2 separate regions of the Homo sapiens genome follow, and region 2 is linked to region 1. Evidence: read pairs that join two places in POLR2A ChIA-PET (ENCODE). Cell type or tissue: Caco-2. All regions are shown on one strand. Each heading gives the region's core, and the rest is flanking DNA. Links, peaks and the distances in the headings are about the cores only. Region 1 overlaps ERC1 (ELKS/RAB6-interacting/CAST family member 1). Region 2 overlaps ERC1 (ELKS/RAB6-interacting/CAST family member 1).

What was found. ChIA-PET counts read pairs that join two places held together with the same protein. Peaks named below come from ENCODE experiments on the same cell type or tissue, not always from the same donor. Only the 100,000 strongest peaks of a DNase experiment are listed, where the experiment ranks them.
Region 2: POLR2A ChIA-PET joins it to region 1 with 16 read pairs; 4 of 35 experiments call an interaction of 5 or more read pairs at or near these places.

What each region holds. Positions count from the first base shown.
Region 1 is chr12:1,385,006-1,393,341 of GRCh38, forward strand. All of the region lies in intron 16 of ERC1 (ELKS/RAB6-interacting/CAST family member 1), which reads left to right. Among named protein-coding and RNA genes, the nearest start is that of LINC00942, 110 kb to the right of the region's middle. In Caco-2, for the core only: no CTCF peak of the experiment used is centred there; no DNase peak of the experiment used is centred there.
Region 2 is chr12:1,462,575-1,470,910 of GRCh38, forward strand. The region is part of intron 18 of ERC1 (ELKS/RAB6-interacting/CAST family member 1); the gene reads left to right. LOC124902856 (a long non-coding RNA gene) reads left to right here. Exons shown (of 2, transcript XR_007063156.1): 2 at 1-4,166. Among named protein-coding and RNA genes, the nearest start is that of LINC00942, 34 kb to the right of the region's middle. In Caco-2, for the core only: no CTCF peak of the experiment used is centred there; DNase peaks (open chromatin) are centred at 4,077 and 6,701.

The sequences.
Region 1 (8,336 bases), core at 270-8,269:
TGTTTAAATCTACATATGCACTTTACGAGTACACCCAAAGTGCACACCTGGAAACAAACACCAAACTGTCTCCTGAGACCCAGGTTATAAAACACGCTTAGAGAAGCCTGGTTGGTTCTCAGTCATTGGCCTGAAGCCAGTGAAAGGACACAGTTGCATCATATTCCCCTAGTCTACAGTGTTTAACATTTCTTAATTTCAATTTCTGCTAAATGAAAGATTCTTATAAATCAAGTTTTCTTTTCCTAACAAGTTTCCTCGCAATTACCTTCCTATCTTTTTTTTTTCTTTTTTTGAGACGGAGTCTCGCTCTGTCGCCCAGGCTGGAGTGCAGTGGTGTGATCACGGCTCACTGCAAGCTCCGCCTCCCGGGTTCACGCCATTCTCCTGCCTCAGCCTCCCGAGTAGCTGGGACTACAGGCGCCCGCCACCACGCCCTGCTAATTTTCTTGTATTTTTAGTAGAGACGGGGGTTTCACCGTGTTAGCCAGGATGGTCTCGATCTCCTGACCTCGTGATAACGCCCGCCTCAGCCTCCCAAAGTGCTGGGATTCCAGGCGTGAGCCACCGCGCCCGGCCCCTATCTATCTTATTATTGAGAAACAATAGCCAGGAAGAACAGAAGGAAACCTGTTTTTAAGGCTGGTTCTAGTTGAGCTAATTGCTATCTAGAGCTCTCTTTGTATTTAGACATCAAGACAACAGTCACAGCAATGTTCCCTAAGCCCGCATTGTCCTCCTGAATGGTAGATGAAATTACCAGCACCTGACTTGCAGCTCTTCTTATGGCTGTGCACTGAAGTAACTATTTCTCTTAATACATATTTTAACAATCTCAGATGAGACTAAGTGGGTCTCTTACTTTTGTGTCGTCTAGTAAGGAGCCATAACTGAAATATCCTCCTTTTTATTACCATAATGATATAACTATAGGAAAAGAAAAAACATGAGCCATGATTGACAGAAATTACTCTCCTTGTCAGAGATCATTTCCTCTGTTGCTTAAAGCTTCTTGCAATGCAGCCCTTTTTTTTTTTTTTTTTTTTTTTTTTGAGACAGAGTCTTGCTCTTTCGACCAAGCTGGAGTGCAGTGGCACGAGCTTAGCTCACTGCAACCTCCGCTTCCTGGGTTCAAGCGATTCTCCTGCCTCAGCCTCCCGAGTAGCTGGGACTATAGGTGCCTGCCACCATGCCCAGCTATTTTTGTATTTTTAGTAGAGACAGGGTTTCACCATATTGGCCAGGCTGGTCTCGAACTCCTGACATTGTGATCTGCCCACCTCAGCCTCCCAAAGTGTTGGGATTACAGGCGCAAACCACTGTGCCCGGTCACAAAAAAAATTTTAATTGAAATGCATGCAGCCAGGCATGGTGGCTTATACCTGTAATCCCAGCACTTTGGGACGCCAAGGCAGGCAGATCACTTGAGGTCAAGAGTTTGAGACCAGCCTGGCCAACATGGTGAAACCCCGTCTCTACTAAAAATACAAAAATTAGCCAGCCATGGTGGTGCACACCTGTAATCCCAGCTACTCCAGAGGCTGAGGTGGGAGGATCGCTTGGATCCAGGAGGCAGAGGTTGCAGTGAGCCAAGATTGCACCACTGCACTCCATCCAGCCTGGGCAACAGAGCAAGACTTCGTCTCAAAAAAAAAAAAAACATTAAAAAGTACACATGTCTAAGTATACATGTCAGTGAAATTTTACACACTTATGTAACCAGCATCTACATCCAGGAAGCAGATGATTGCCGACACCCCAGCAACCAGTTCTCACACTCCGTTTTCAGGTACCATCCCCTGCCTATTCCTGCAGGAGTAACTGCTCTACTGAATTCTGACAGTATTGATTAATTGTATCTTAAAAAATCAAAACTTAAAGATTTTCTGTCAACAGAGCAACCAGGGACCCAGAGGCAGAAGCCAGGGGAGCCACCACAGGCAGAGGGCACAGCCTTGAGTCAGAGGATTGTTCTCAGACCTTGAAACCTAATGGAATTTTCTCTGCTGGATTTCAGACTTGCTTGGGGCTGATGAGCCCTTTTTTTCTTCCAGTTTTTCCCTTTTGGAATGAGAATGTCTATCATATACTGGTCCCACCGTTGTATTTTGGAACCTGATAACTTGTTTTCTGTTTCGCATATTGACAGATGGAGAAGATGGATCATACTTAGTCTCCCTCATACCCAACTCAGATTAATTAGATGAGGAGATTTGGGACTTTCAAGTGATGCTGTTTAGATGGAATTTTGGATTTAGAGTTGTGCCATAGTGGGTTAAGATTTTTGGGGATACTGGAATGGGGTGAACCTATGTTGTGTATGGGACAGATAAGAATTTGGTGGGACTAGAAGGCAGGCTGTAGTAGATGGAATGCCCCCCAAAACATATGCCCTCCCCAAACTTATAGCCCCCAAAAAACATTATGTCCACGTCCAGTTTCTATAACCTGTAAATGAAACCATATTTGGATAAAGGGTCTTTGCAGATGGGATTAAATTAAGGATTTCAAGAAGAGATCATTCTTGATTATCCAGGTGGGGCCCTAACCCTAATGACAAGTCCTTGTGAGAGACAGAGAGAAGACAGATACAGAAGATAAGGTGATATAAAGGCAGAGGCAGAGATTAGACTGGGTGGCTATGAACCAAGAAATGTCCACAGTCACTGAAGCCAAAAGAGGCAAGGAAGGATGCTCCCTTAGCATCTCCACAGGGAACATGGCCCTGCCAACACCATACTTTTGGACTTGGGGCCGCTAGAACTGTGAGAGAGTAAATTTATGTTGTGTTTATGTTGTTTGTGATCATTTCTTACGGCAGCTCCAGGAAACTAACACATGGAGTAGGTAACACAGCTTCTCGAGTCCTTCATGTATGACAAGCTTGTTGCCCCTGAAGGTATTAGGGTTCCCCTTTATTTGAAGGAGAAAGGTGAATACATTATCTCTGCTTAATCACTAGCATTTGTTGATATATGCAAAGAAGACATTCTTAAGACAGCCTCGGGGCAGAAGAGGTCAAATAATATTTTTGGAGAAAGGAGAATACTAAGAGACTAATAAGAGTTAGCCTCGGCCGGGCGTGGTGGCTCACGCTTGTAATCCCAGCACTTTGGGAGGCCGAGGCGGGCGGATCAGGAGGTCAGAAGATCGAGACCACGGTGAAACCCTGTCTCTGTTAAAAATACAAAAAATTAGCCAGGCGTGGTGGTGGGCACCTGTAGTCCCAGCTACTCGGAGAGGCTGAGGCAGGAGAATGGTGTGAACCCGGGAGGCGGAGCTTGCAGTGAACTGAGATTGCGCCACCGCACTCCAGCCTGGGTGACAGAGACTCTGTCTCAAAAAAAAAAAAAAAAAAAAAAATTAGCCTCATGAATGAGCTAGAAAAGGAGCTCTTAGGCAGAGGGATCATTGTGGCCAGGGTTGCTGAAGCATGAAGCATCCTGAGATCAGGGAGCCATAGAAGGCTTCTTATTACCAAGTCTGCACTACTCCTGGGCAGTGACGTGAGACTCCAGAGCCAGGAGGAGACAGGTCACGGAGAGCCCTGGATTGACAATGCTGAGAGTAGCTTGGACTTGCTCCTGTAGGGGATGCCAAGCCATGGAGAGGCTTTTAGTCTCACCGATGTTTTCAGAGTTTTCTTTTATAGATAAATCAATCACTCTGGCAGCTAATGGAGGAAGTTAAGGGGAGCCTGGAGTAAGAAGATGGTAAGATTAAAAACAGGGAGACTGTTTAAGAATCTATTCCAGTTGCCCAAATATGAAATGATGAGGACAAGAATATAGGGTAGTTGAGATGGAGTAATGTATTCACTAGGCCATTCTGTGTATCAAACACCACCTAATCTTAGTGCCTTAACACAGTAAACGCTTATTTCTTGGTTACACAAAGTCCACCGCAGATCTTGCCGGCTCTATGAGGAAGCTGCCCTCCATGCAGCAATTCAGTAATCCAATTCTACTAAAAATTTCCTCCTTTAGCTCTTTCAGTATGAGGCCTTCTTGGTCACTGTGGCAAAGGAACAAGTAATTGGTGGTTCCCGTGCTGTTTCTTCTATGCTTGGGTCCCACGGTCACTACCCACAGACCACTGGCCAGTCAGATGTCTGGTCTGGCCAAGTAAGTGGAAGTGGTCTCCCTAATTAAAATGAGTAATCAAGAAGAAAGGCCATATATGGAAGAGAATATAACATGCTTATTTTTAGTAGAGTTGAATTCGAGGTTATTTATACCCAAATAGATACATCAAGAAAGCCGTTGGCTGGAGATGCTCCAGGTAAAGATGAGAGCTAGAAATGATAATTTTGGAGTCATCAGAACAGAAATACTACTTAAACCCATGAAAATGGAATAGCTTGCTTAAGAGAGAATATAGGCAAGTTATACTTACTTTTTACTGTTTTCTGACACATACTAAAATATTAACACAGGCCATTCTTTTCATCCTTACAGATTATAGTTCAATGAGCATATGCCCTCTGTAAGCCTGTTGGTAATGGATTTCAGAATTGGCTCTACTGGATATGCATTGCTAGGAGTTTTTATGCAGTTCTAGGGTTTTTAAGACCTTTTTTTCATGTCTTACATGTGTTGAAAATGCTTTAAGCATTTATGGCACAATATATCACAGGTGATTGTGATCTTATATACCCCATAGCCATTTTGCTGATTTGATATATAAATTAATAAAGCTCTGTTCCTGGAAATGAGGATAATGCTACATGAATACTCCAAAGAGTTAACATAAATGTAGTCTTGAAAAGCACTCCCTCAAGAAAAGAATTCTGTCCAAATCCTATTAATTCCCGGGTATTTTGCCTATTTTCCTTAAAAGCACCTTACATTAAAAAATCTGTTTTGCATTCAGTCTCTAAGCAAAAATATGTAGTGCCTTTAAAGAAACAACAACAAAAAAACCCTTGAGTAGGTTAATCTCTCCATTTTAAGTTACACACTTATTTCATGAACTAATCAAACTTGTCGTTAAGGCTTCATTAATTTCCTCTCCACTCATGGGGTGGGATGGTTGAATCATAGCGGGGCTGTGTGTGTCTGGAAGTGACCTTTGTATATTTGGGTGGTAAATTATACTTCAAAATACCAGTAGACATTTTATTAAAATTTTTATTTTCTTTGGTAGATTATTTCCTTCTAATTATAGTAGTAAACACTGGTATGTTATGATTAGTGATTAGCTTATAACAAACATCTAAACAGGGATAAGTCAGCCTGTTTAGCGATAAACCTGTCTCTTGATATATTTAGAACTGATCACTAGCCAGTATGGCTCCATATATTTCTAGGACAGTGTAACCCACAGTGACATAAATTAAAATTTTAAAAAAATCAAGGATACAGTAAATACCAACTGTCTATTAATATTGATTAATAAATCAATACATTTAAAAAATAATAAAGTTTAATTTTTCAAATTGATAAAAGTAAAAATTACTAAATTGATACATTACTGAGTTAATAAAATTAACATTTACTACTATTAATCTAAATGGGAAGGTGAAACATGGGACAAAGAATGAATTTTTCTGAACCTAAAAACTGGAAGGAAAGTCAAAAGTACTTACCAGAGCATGCTTAGGATGCCCAAAGGTACTGTCAGTTCATCTCCCGGAGGTGGGGTTAGTTTAGTCACCACCAAAATAAAACTGTGGTCAAACCATGAATTTTGGAGTATTAAATGAACCCAGTTGTGGATTCACTATGGTCAAATTACTACAAGAACTGGGACTGGAATAGGTTGCCCTGCCCTAGAAGTTTCCTAGTTGATTGAGTTGAGGTCTGATTAAGTTGAGGTCACTTCCAGACACACACAGTCGCACTCTGATTCAACCATCCCACTCCAGGAATGGAGAGGAAATTAATGAAGCCTTACTGACAAGTTTGATGAGGGAGGGAGCAGCTATGTTGGCATGTCTTCTAAGAGCTGTTTCTGACTTCTGGTGCCCAGCAGTAGTCCAGCTATGGTAGCTGATCAGTTGCTGCCTAATTACCTAATCCTATTGGCAAGATGAATGTTTCAGTTCGCTGCTGTGCCTTTAATCATAATTGTCTTTTATTCATTCAGTTTGAGGTCTTCCTGGTTCTTGGGATGTTGAGTGATTCTCAGTTGAAACCTGGACATGTTGGATGTTATGCGATATGACTCTGGGTCTTACTTAGACTTCTGTTTTAGCTGGTTTTCTTTGACACCACTCCAGCAGGGGAAGAATGGGGTGCTGCCTCAGTATTGCCCAGTGGAGGTAGAAGTCCAGTTTCTCCCACTTGGACCCTGCTGACACTCAAGGGGTGGAGGCTTCTTGTTACTCCTAGGTGGAGATGGGTATTCATGTCCCCACTAGGCTTCACTGGTGTATCCCTGCCTGGTTAGGGTAGGAAGGCCTCCACTAACACAGTGGGGGTGAAGGAAGGGGGGCCTGGTTACTGCTGTGCGGTAGTGAAGGTCCGACTCCACCAGGAGACACGGCTGTTACTGCTCCATGGAGGTGGAATTCTAGAATCCTCACCTAGTCTCTAGTGACACTGTGGAGGGGAGACTTCATTGCTGATGGTTGGAGATTATAGCCCTGCCTCCCTCGGCTTTCCCTGACACCTTCCAGTGGAGCAAGGAGAGGCTGAAGCACCTCCTCACAACCTGGTGAGCATGGGGCCCGCCGCTTGGTCTTTACTGACATGAGTGACAGTGGGACCACATGGTCTTTGGAATAGAGTGATTGTTGTCCCACAGGTTTCTATGTTGCTAGGCTGTCCCTTTCCTTTGGAGGCTTCTTTGGCTAGAGAGAGTGGGCTCCTGTTGAAGCTTTTTTGGTCTGTGCCTGTTGGCATTTCCTGGTTGTTGGCTTCTTCAGCTCTACCTCTGGATATATAAGGCAGAAAGATCCAGGGAGCTGCAGGTCACAGCACTCCTGACTGGTCTGCCTTCTCTCTGCCTTTTTAGTGTTTGTCTGTGTGTATAGTTCTTGTTGTACTTTTATACTTAGTGTGCTGGAGAAAAAAAAATATTCCTGATACTTCTTAAAGACAGTAAGGCAGACTATTCAGGGGACCACTGAGATGAGGATTTGTGTTAGAGGGCAGAGATTGGGCTCAACTCAGAATACACAAGGACCAATGGAGATGTGTAGCGAAGGAGCAGGGTGGGGGTCAGTGATGGAAAATTACTAAGAAGAAACGTCATGGCTGGGGGATTCTTGCCAGACCTACTCAACAGGAGTTGCTGAAGACAAGCCAGAGAGATGACATATTGATAGTGGGAGATGAGGAATTTGATCAGATCTCATGAGTGATCAGGCCTCAAGGGTGGGGATTTATTTTTGAAGGAAGACTTAAGCAAACTACCTTTTCTCTTTAGGAAAATAAAATGTATGTTCTGGGCTTAGATATCTAAGTAATCAGTAGGTTGAATTTTAATGCTTACATGCAGATAACCGATTTTTTTAAGTTATAATTTTCATTACTACCTCATCCCTTAGCCCAAGTCACATATTTACCTGTTTTGGAAAACCATACCTCTGGCAGCAGTTGAGCTTTGATGTCTAGTATCATTACTTTATTCAGCTTCCAATTCATTTTAAGTGGTCCTTAATGGGTATTCATTTCTTATCAGAATCAATCTATACCTGATACTTGTATATTTCTGGAAATCAAAGTTTTTCAAATATTTGGATTTATAAAATTATAAGTGGAAATATTTCAACAACTATGAAGAGATAGATAATTTAAGATACTTTTCTATAATTAACAACTTTTTTTAGAAAAGCCTGATTTTAATAAATGGTGGTTTTCTGTTTTTTTCTTCTACAGAAAAGACTGAAAGCCATTTAGCTCAGTTGTACAAAAAAGAAACTTTAGAGAATAGAGAAAATCAAGAGTGCAATAGTAGCTGTGGGAAAATTTTAACAATGTAACCACGTATGTTTGTACAGATACATATATACAGAGAAATCCTTTTATAATGAATAGTCAGAGTATAGGAGAAAAAAATGGTATTGGAGAGTTTGGCCTTATATCATTTGCTTTCAATCTGAATGGTTCAGTAAGAATCTAAAAATGCCTTTATATCCTCTGGGTTTATTTAAAGATACTTCACTGTATGTACACACAGGTGTATAGTTGGTTTATGTTTTGACTCAGTTATATTCTTTTCTTACCATGTATGGACCATGATTTTGTAAAAAGAAAAGATAAAATTCCCTCAGAACATCTAGCTTTAAGAACTTTGGCTGGGTGTGGTGGCTTACGCCTGTAATCCCAACACTTTGGGAAACTGAAAGGCAAGAGGATCACTTGAGCCCAGGAGTTAGTGACGAGCCTGAG
Region 2 (8,336 bases), core at 69-8,068, 77 kb after region 1:
AAAAAATTATGTACTAAATGTATTATTCCATTTATATGACATTCAGGAACAGAATAAATTATGGTGGTAAAAATTAGAACAGTGATTACTTATAGGAATTGACTGAAAGAGGATAAAACAGAACCTTCTGGGGTAATGAAAATGTCCTATATTTTGACTGGGGAGATGGCCATGTGGGTAGATAAATTCATCAAAATTCATTCAGTTGTACACCTAAAGATCTGTACATTTTGTTATATGGCAACGTTTAAAAAAAATACTCCGCCTCCAGTCTCCTTTTGAACTGTTTGAAGTAGTACAACTGATAGGCAGATTCTGCTAAAAAGCTAAAAATATAATTTTTCTCTAGAGTACAAATTTCTTTTTTTTTTCCACCGTAAATGCCAGCCTCCCATCAGAGGCTGAACCACAGTGGAATCAACTTTCATCAGCCAGCCCCTCTGTGGCTCACTGAGCTTTGGATTCCAGGTCCCTTTCCCAGCACTTAGTCCCATTTTTAATTTTCAGGAAGTATTGTTCCAAAACTTGGCTCAGACTTATCCTCTCCTTGGATTCCTTTCTCCATTTGTTTTCTCGGTTTTGCTCACTTACTCTTTAACTTGCACCCCTCTTTTTCCAAGGTGGTGGATTAGGGGGTGTTAATGCTGGGGCAGTGTTAGGCACAGAACCTAGGAGTCATCTCCCTCACTCCGGGACCGCATCAATCATCAGTCACAGACATGACAGTTCATTTTTCCCTCCTGAACGCGCCTGCACAGATGGGTGTATCGCTCAAGTAGCCAAATGGATGTAGCTGTTGGGGGACAGGGCCTGAGGGGCAGCAGGGAGAGAAAAGAACAAAGAAAGAAAGAAGAATGGTTCTTTGTGGGGCAGCAAACTTTCTTCTGGTTCCCAGCCTGAATGTTTCTGATCTGGTTTTCTTCTTTTTGTGATGTTTGAACTTGTTTCCTCAACTCAGATGCTGAACTCTTGTCCAAAAAACCTAAGGGCAGCATAGTGTGAGAGACTGTGGGAGGCAAGTCCAGCAATCCAGCAAAAAGAATTGCAGAACTGTGAAGATAAATGTGTGTCCGTATCAGGACTGCGCTGGAGAACGGGAAGAGAGGGGTTGGGGTGCTAAGACTGTGTGTGTGTGTGTGTGTGTGTGTGTGTGTGTGTCTTGACAAACTGATGAGAAACACTATTGAGTAGTTTTCTCCTCTCTGCTCTCACACACAGTCTGGCACTTTCTTCTTCTGTGACAGCTGCCATTAACTTTTTAATGCGAAGACAAGGGTATCTTGCCAATTGGATGTTGAAATCTCTGGCAAGGAAAAGCTTGCTTTAAAAAAAAAAGAGGCAGGGAATATGGGGAAGGTTGGGCAGACATACCAAAGGTCCGGGGGAAGACAGGGTACTAAGTTGGACCTTACAATGCAGAATGGCTGCCCTGCTTCTGATAAAATCCCCTCAAATGAAGTTGGGAAAAGAAAGAGGAAATGGGAGTGTGAGTGTAAGGGAGATAAGGAACTCTTTTACGCAGTTGCAATGACACAGATATTAAGTATTATTTGCAATTCACTCCCGATGGATGTGAGAACTCCTCATGGAGTTTTGGTGTATATGTGGGACCTTGTGCTAAATGTAGAATAATCTTGTTTGTGCAGAAAGAGAAGGAAAGAGAAAATATTAGGAGACCTCTGTAGACCAAAACATTATGATACAAAAGATTGTTCCAGTCATTTCCTTCCATAGCTTATCTCAGAGAAGGGGAGTTCTGGTGTTCGTGGCTCGCCTATCAGGTCTTCCCCTCACCTCTAAACTACGGCAGCTCTTGATCCTTATTACTGGTACCTACCCCAAACTCACCAGGTCTAAATAAAACTGAACATAAAAACATCCTGTTGTGAATTCAGTTCTCATGTACCTTCAGCTTTGCAGCAAAGAATGCAAAAGCCTTTTTTTTTTTTTTTTTTTTTTTTTTGAGACAGAGTTTCGCTCCGTTGCCCAGGCTGGAGTTCAGTGGAGCGATCTCAGCTCACTGCAACCTCCCCCTCCCGAGTTCAAGCAATTCTCCTGCCCTCACCCTCCCGAGTAGCTGGGACTACAGGTGTGCACCATGACGCCCAGCTAATTTTTGTATTTTTAGTAAGAGACAGGGTTTCACCGTGTTAGCCAGGGTGGTCTCGATCTCTTGACCTCACGATCTGCCCACCTCAGCCTCCCAAAGTGCTGGGATTACAGGCGTGAGCCACGGTGCATGGCCACAAAAGCCTTTTTTAATCTAGTTTTTATTAGCTTGGCCTCACACTGGACTCTTTAAAAAAGAGTCCTAAAATATGAATATGGAATATTATATGAAATATTTTATAAAAATATTTTATAAAAAGCTCAGCATTTATGGAGATCTTAGTGTATTTTAGCTGCCCTAATTGCTTTTTTCCTTTGTGTTGAACGTATTCCCATGGGAGAAGAAAGTTCACCCTCCTGAGTCCCTGAGCTCCTGCAGGAAGAATTATTTACCATCCTGGAATTTTAATGAGTCTTGACAATTACTGTAATCCAGGTCATTGAACGCGGGTCTGTCATCGCCAGTGTCATCTTCCAGAGATGATGCTCCCCCAACTAAGCTGAGAAGAAAATGAGTCCTTGTGAATGCCAAAGAGACATGAATGTGACCTGCACCAATGCTGCAAACCTAAAGCCAGTGGGACTAGAAACTGTGGAAATGACAGTCTTCCGGTCCGGTCAGAGCATCTGAAATAAATTGCCCACAGTTTTCTTCCAAACTTTTAAATTGTTTACAAAAGGTTTGGTGGTACCAATCTTACTGAGACGGCCTAGAAATACAAGTAACGTAAATTTCTTACAGAGTGTCTACAATGCTGCATGCCAGAGGCACTCAGCACACCTGAAGGATGTGAAGCTCCTGTAGGAACAGTAGCTCTGTACAACAGTAATCTCTAGACAACCAACGTAAATTTAAACAAAAAGGTGTGAGACCACACACCCTTCTTCCAGTGGGGCATAACTGCCCAGGTGTAAAATCAGACAGGAACCCTGAAATATGAACCATCTCCAGTTTGCAGACAGACATTGCTGCCATTCTCCACTTGACTCCCCTGTGCCCATGCCTGAAAGCCCCGCTTCCCCTAGAGAGGTGGGGGCAGTGTGGCCACAGCCTCTCTCCCCGCAGTACCACCTGGTCCCAAAAGTCCCAGCCCTCCACGGCAGCACTAGTGAGGCCTCCTTGCTGTTGCTGCTGTTACTCCCTGAGCCTTCTAGAGAATCTCCTGCATGCCCTGTGAGAATGTGCTGATGCTGGGGCCACTGCCACAGTCGCGGGTTTTCTCCCAGACCCCCTTCTGGTGCCAAGTAGGAAAGATGGGACCAGGCTAATTCTGTTGCCACTGAGACAAGTGAAGACATATCCTGATGTCTGGAGTTGGATCTCAGAAGGCGCCTTCCAGTGTATAAACTGATATGAAATGGTGGTTAGGTCCTGTGGCACTGCACACCAACACTGTATTACCTTGCTCGGGACACCGTAACAAAATACCACAGACCGCGTGGCTTAAGCAACGTAAATTGATTTCCTCACAGTTCTGGAGGCTGGAAGTCCGAGATCAAGGGGTCGGCAGGGTTGGTTTCTCCTGAGGCCCCCTCTCCTTGGTGTATACATGGCTGCCTGCTCGCTGTGTCCTCACGTGGTCTATCCTCTCTCCCTGTGCTCCCCAGTGTCTTTCTGTATGTCCAGATTTCCTCCTGTTACAAAGATACCAGTCATACTGGATTTGGAACCACCCTGCCTGCCTCATTTTAACTTAATCGCCTCTTTAAAGGCCCTGTCTCCAAATGCAGTCACATCATTCTGAGGTTCTGGTGATTTAGGCTTCCACCTATGAATTTGGTGGGGACACAGCTCAGCCCACCACAGACATTATGGGTAAAATAGGCTCATGGCAACAACTTCCGAACCTAACTACTGCTTGGGTAATTGTTAAGGGTTTCAAAATAACTGACTGTCAAACAAGCTCTGGAAACTGCATTCCAAATAAACTGTGGGGCTCTGCCTGTTAAAAGGTAGGAGGTCCTGGCGAATCTGTTATGTCCAGTAATTACTGAATACTCCCTTAGGGGCCATTCAGGGTCTGCTGGTTACTTCAATAAAGAATGCTGTAAGAAAAGCACTGAGTCTCTGGCCCTTTCTAAAAGAGTTGTGTAAGAGACATAAAGCCATAAAATATGAAGTAGGTGCTTGTTTAGCGACTGAATGAAATCAGGAATTTTCCGGAGATAAGATTATGGTATTCTTCTACACTGTATAAATGCTATCTTCCTGCTTTGTTTACCTCTTTTTATACAAAAGACCACCTAGGCACAAAAGGAAGTGCCCCTACCTAGCATAGTCTGAACGAGTGAAAGAGAGTCTTTAATTTTAACACTAAAGATAACAGATCTTGCTGTAAAGTGCAATGATGCTTAATAGCCCTAAAGATCAGGTTGTGATTGATGGGATTTCTCATGGTGTTCTTGTTAAAGATAAATAGTAGTTTTTAATGTTATCAGACTGGAAACATCTTACTCTTTTCTAATGTAAGCTCTAAAGCAAACTTCGGACACTAACATCTTATTGCCAACTTAACAGAAAAGTGTGATGGGATATTGGATAAGGCTCCGACCTGCGTGCCTGAAATTTCAGTGGTTCGGTTTGTTCCTTTGAATGAGGCATCTCTCTGAGGCACTGCCTTTCTAAGTGCAAGTTTTCTAGGAAGGGCAGTGTGTTGTCAGTTTCTCCTTAGCGTGCCCAGTGTATCTAGGATGATACAAACAGGAAGAGACTGGGAAAAGGAGGGTTCAAAAAAGGGAGGGACCCAATGGCCAGATTAAAAACCAGCTTAACCTCTTCATTGTATCCCAGGCCTGATGATTGAGCATCTTTATTCTTAGGATTCTCCAACTTTAGGCTACCTGATACATCTAGAGCAGCGGTCCCCAACGTTTTCGGCACCGGGGACTGGTTTCACAGAAGGCAGTTTTTCCACAGACAGGGGAGTGGCAGGGAAGGGATGGTTTCAGGATAATTGAAGCACATTACATTTATTGTGCACTTTATTTCTGTTATTATTCCATTGTAATATATAATGAAATAATTATACAATTCACCATAATGTAGAATCCATGGGAGCCCAGAGCTTGTTTTCCTGCAACTAGACTGTCCCATTTGGGAGTGATGGGAGACAGTGATAGATTATCAGGCATTAGATTCTCATAAGGAGCACGCGGCCTAGATCCCTCGCGTGCGTGGTTCACAATAGGGTTTGCGCTCATATGAGAATCTAATGCCTCAGCTGATCTGACAAGAGACGGAACTCAGGCAGTAATGCACGCAATGGAGAGCGGCTGTAAATATAGATGAAGCTTTGCTTCCTGGCTAGCCCTTCACCTCCTGCTGTGTGGCCCAGTTCCTAACAGGGCCTGGACCAGTACACGGACCCAGTACTGGGAGTTGGAGACTCCCGATCTACAGTATGTGAGAAATCACATCAACCTTTTACAAGGATTGAGCCTAAATTTGAACCAAAAAATACTTACTTCTAAAAGTAAGTAAGCCACAGATAGATGTCAGAATACAACTAGCAAGAAGGTAAAGACTCATGGAAAAGATGGAGTAATGAGTTTTCTTAGCACTGTATGATACGACAGAAAAGCTGCAGGGGGAAGGCTTCACGAAAGCAAAAAACTCCAACTAGAAATAGCCTGCAGGGGCCAGGTGCAGCGACTCACGCCTGTAATCCCAGCACTTTGGGAGGCCAAGGTGGGTGGATCACTTGAGGTCAGGAGTTCAAGGTCAGCCTGGCCAACATGGTGAAACCCATCTCTACTAAAAATACAAAAATTAGCCCAGCATTGTGTTGCACACCTGTAGTCCCAGCTACTTGGAAGGCTGAGGCAGGAGAATCGCTAGAACCCGGGAGGTGGAGGTTGCAGTGAGCTGAGATCATGCCACTGCACTCCAGCCTGGGCAACAGAGCAAGACCCCATCAAAAAAGAAAGACAGAAAAAGAGAGAGAGAGGAAAGGAAAGGAGGAAGAAAGAAAGGAGAAAAGAAAGGAAAGAAAGAGCCTGCAGGCTCTCAGGGATCACTGTTCTACTGTTATTTTATAAGGCAAACCAGGGATGAGCTGTATTTAGCCACAGATTATTAAATCTGGAAAGAATTTAGAAATCATCTAATCTCCCCTTTATACACATAATGAAGCTGAGGACAGAGAGGCTCAAGATGGTAAAGCTAAGTGGCAGAGTTAGAACTAGACATTTCTTCCATTTCAGACCTTTTCCCACTACTTCCCTGTGCAACCTTGGGAAGAAAGTCCTCTTAGCCTGTCAGAGGCATCTCTGTCTGTAACTGTTCTCCTTCACGAATGTTAACTCCTCTGCAGGATGCCACAGGGACATTTGCCTTCTAGTGCAAGCAGAGTGTTTCAGGAATGCATAACAGCAGATAGATACATGTCTGTGCTAGGTGTTGTGCACTAACCAAGCACTATGGATTTCTTGCAGGGAGAAAAAGGAAGAGTAGATAACTAACAATATCTTATTAAGAGTCTCCTGCAGGGCTGTGACTCCACGCAGCTCTCTTCTCCCTGTCCTGCTGGTGGGAGCCTTGAGCCCAGCTCTTGAGCACTGTCTGGTGTGGCACCCTGCAGGCTGCCAGCAGCTGTCATACGGGCATTGGGATCGTTGGAAAGTGCTGCAACATGGGAGTAGCTGGGGCAGCTGTTGATTGGGAGCAGCCTCCACGGGCTGTGTTCAGTGGGTGATTCCATGCCTTTGGTCTGTGTGGAGCTCACTCTCTCCCTTGGCTCCTTCGGAGGGGTGGGCCCACCGCCCTCTCCAGCTGTTTTCTCAGAAAGAGAGGCAAAGAAGAAGGACCTGGCGGTCCTTCCAGAGTGCTTGCTGTGGTGTGGGCTTCGCCTCCCCTCCGTGTGGGAATAAACTGTGTGAAGCCATGTGGGTCCTGGAGCTCCGTGGCTTCACCCACACTTTCTGGGGGAACTGCACTCACAAGTATGGAGAGCCTTAAGCATTCGTTGAGCCAGACTGGACTGGAAACGTCCCGGGAGTCCCTCATTCTCACCCTTCTTCACCTAAGTAAACACACAACAAAATTCTCTGAGCTTTAGGGGGCTGTGGGAATATTTTTCTTTCAACCCCAACCTTCCCCAAGAGCTTTCAAATCACATAAAGTACTGTTTTCCCTTTAGCAATCCAAAACTAGTAACATGCAACTCCAGGCCCCACCCCACCCCACCCCCATCCTCCTCAATGCCAGCCAAGTCAGACACAACTTGCCATGTCCCTGTGGTGTGCCATGAACTGGGCAGGTATGCCCCGGGGTCACTCAGAGCAGCCCACGGGACCCTAGAGCTCTGGCAGTCGTGGAACCCCTTCCATGGCCCTTGTGAGTTACGGGGCCAGGAGTTTGTATCACATCAAAGGGTCATTTCGTCATCTCACAAGGGAGTCAGGAGATACCACCCAGAGAATGTATCAGATTTATACTAAAAAAAAAAAAAATCCAGCAAGATCCATAGCTCTCTGTGGGAGCCATTCCAGTTTCTCCCTGTCACAGTGGCCCTAGAATCAGATACCACGCACTGGAAATAGCAGAGTGCAACCCTGGACGTAGAGGGTGCATTGAGCACGTGCCACTGTGGCTGGGGGGAAACTTCCTTCTCTCTTCCTGCCTGGCCTGAGAGATTGCCTGGACGTGGATCAGGCTTTGTGCTGGTTTAGCACTTAAATCTTAACTGCAACAAAGCCTTGTTCTTACCACCCTGACAGTTTCAGCATTAGGTTTCTTATTAGTTGTTTGGGTTTGGGGTTTTTTTTGTTTTTTTTTTTTCTTCATCTTCTCCCTTTTGACACTTTTCATTTCTGAGAGCCAAACCAAATACGCTAGGCGGACTAGCTAACCTGGCTGTGTCTGCGATTCCCAGAGCCCTGCTGCTGCTCTGATGGGTCCCTTTGGTAAGGAGGGAAATTTTTCTCCATTTTTATAACGACGAGCCCTTAATTTGAACGTCTCTGTTCACTTCAGTTAATAGATTTGTAAGAAATAATGTGAGATATTACCAAATCAGCTTAGACAACCAGATTAAAAATCTGCCTCACTGGGAAATCTGCTTCTTTGTTTAGAATACTCCACACTTTCTCAAGCCTGCATCTGCAAATCTTTGGCCTGATAAAGACTTCCAGAGTCCATCCGTCCATCTCTTGCTTCAGGACTGTACTTCGTCCAAGCATTCCACACAGAAGGGTAACTGGCTTGTTCTTTGAGTGGGATACCACGT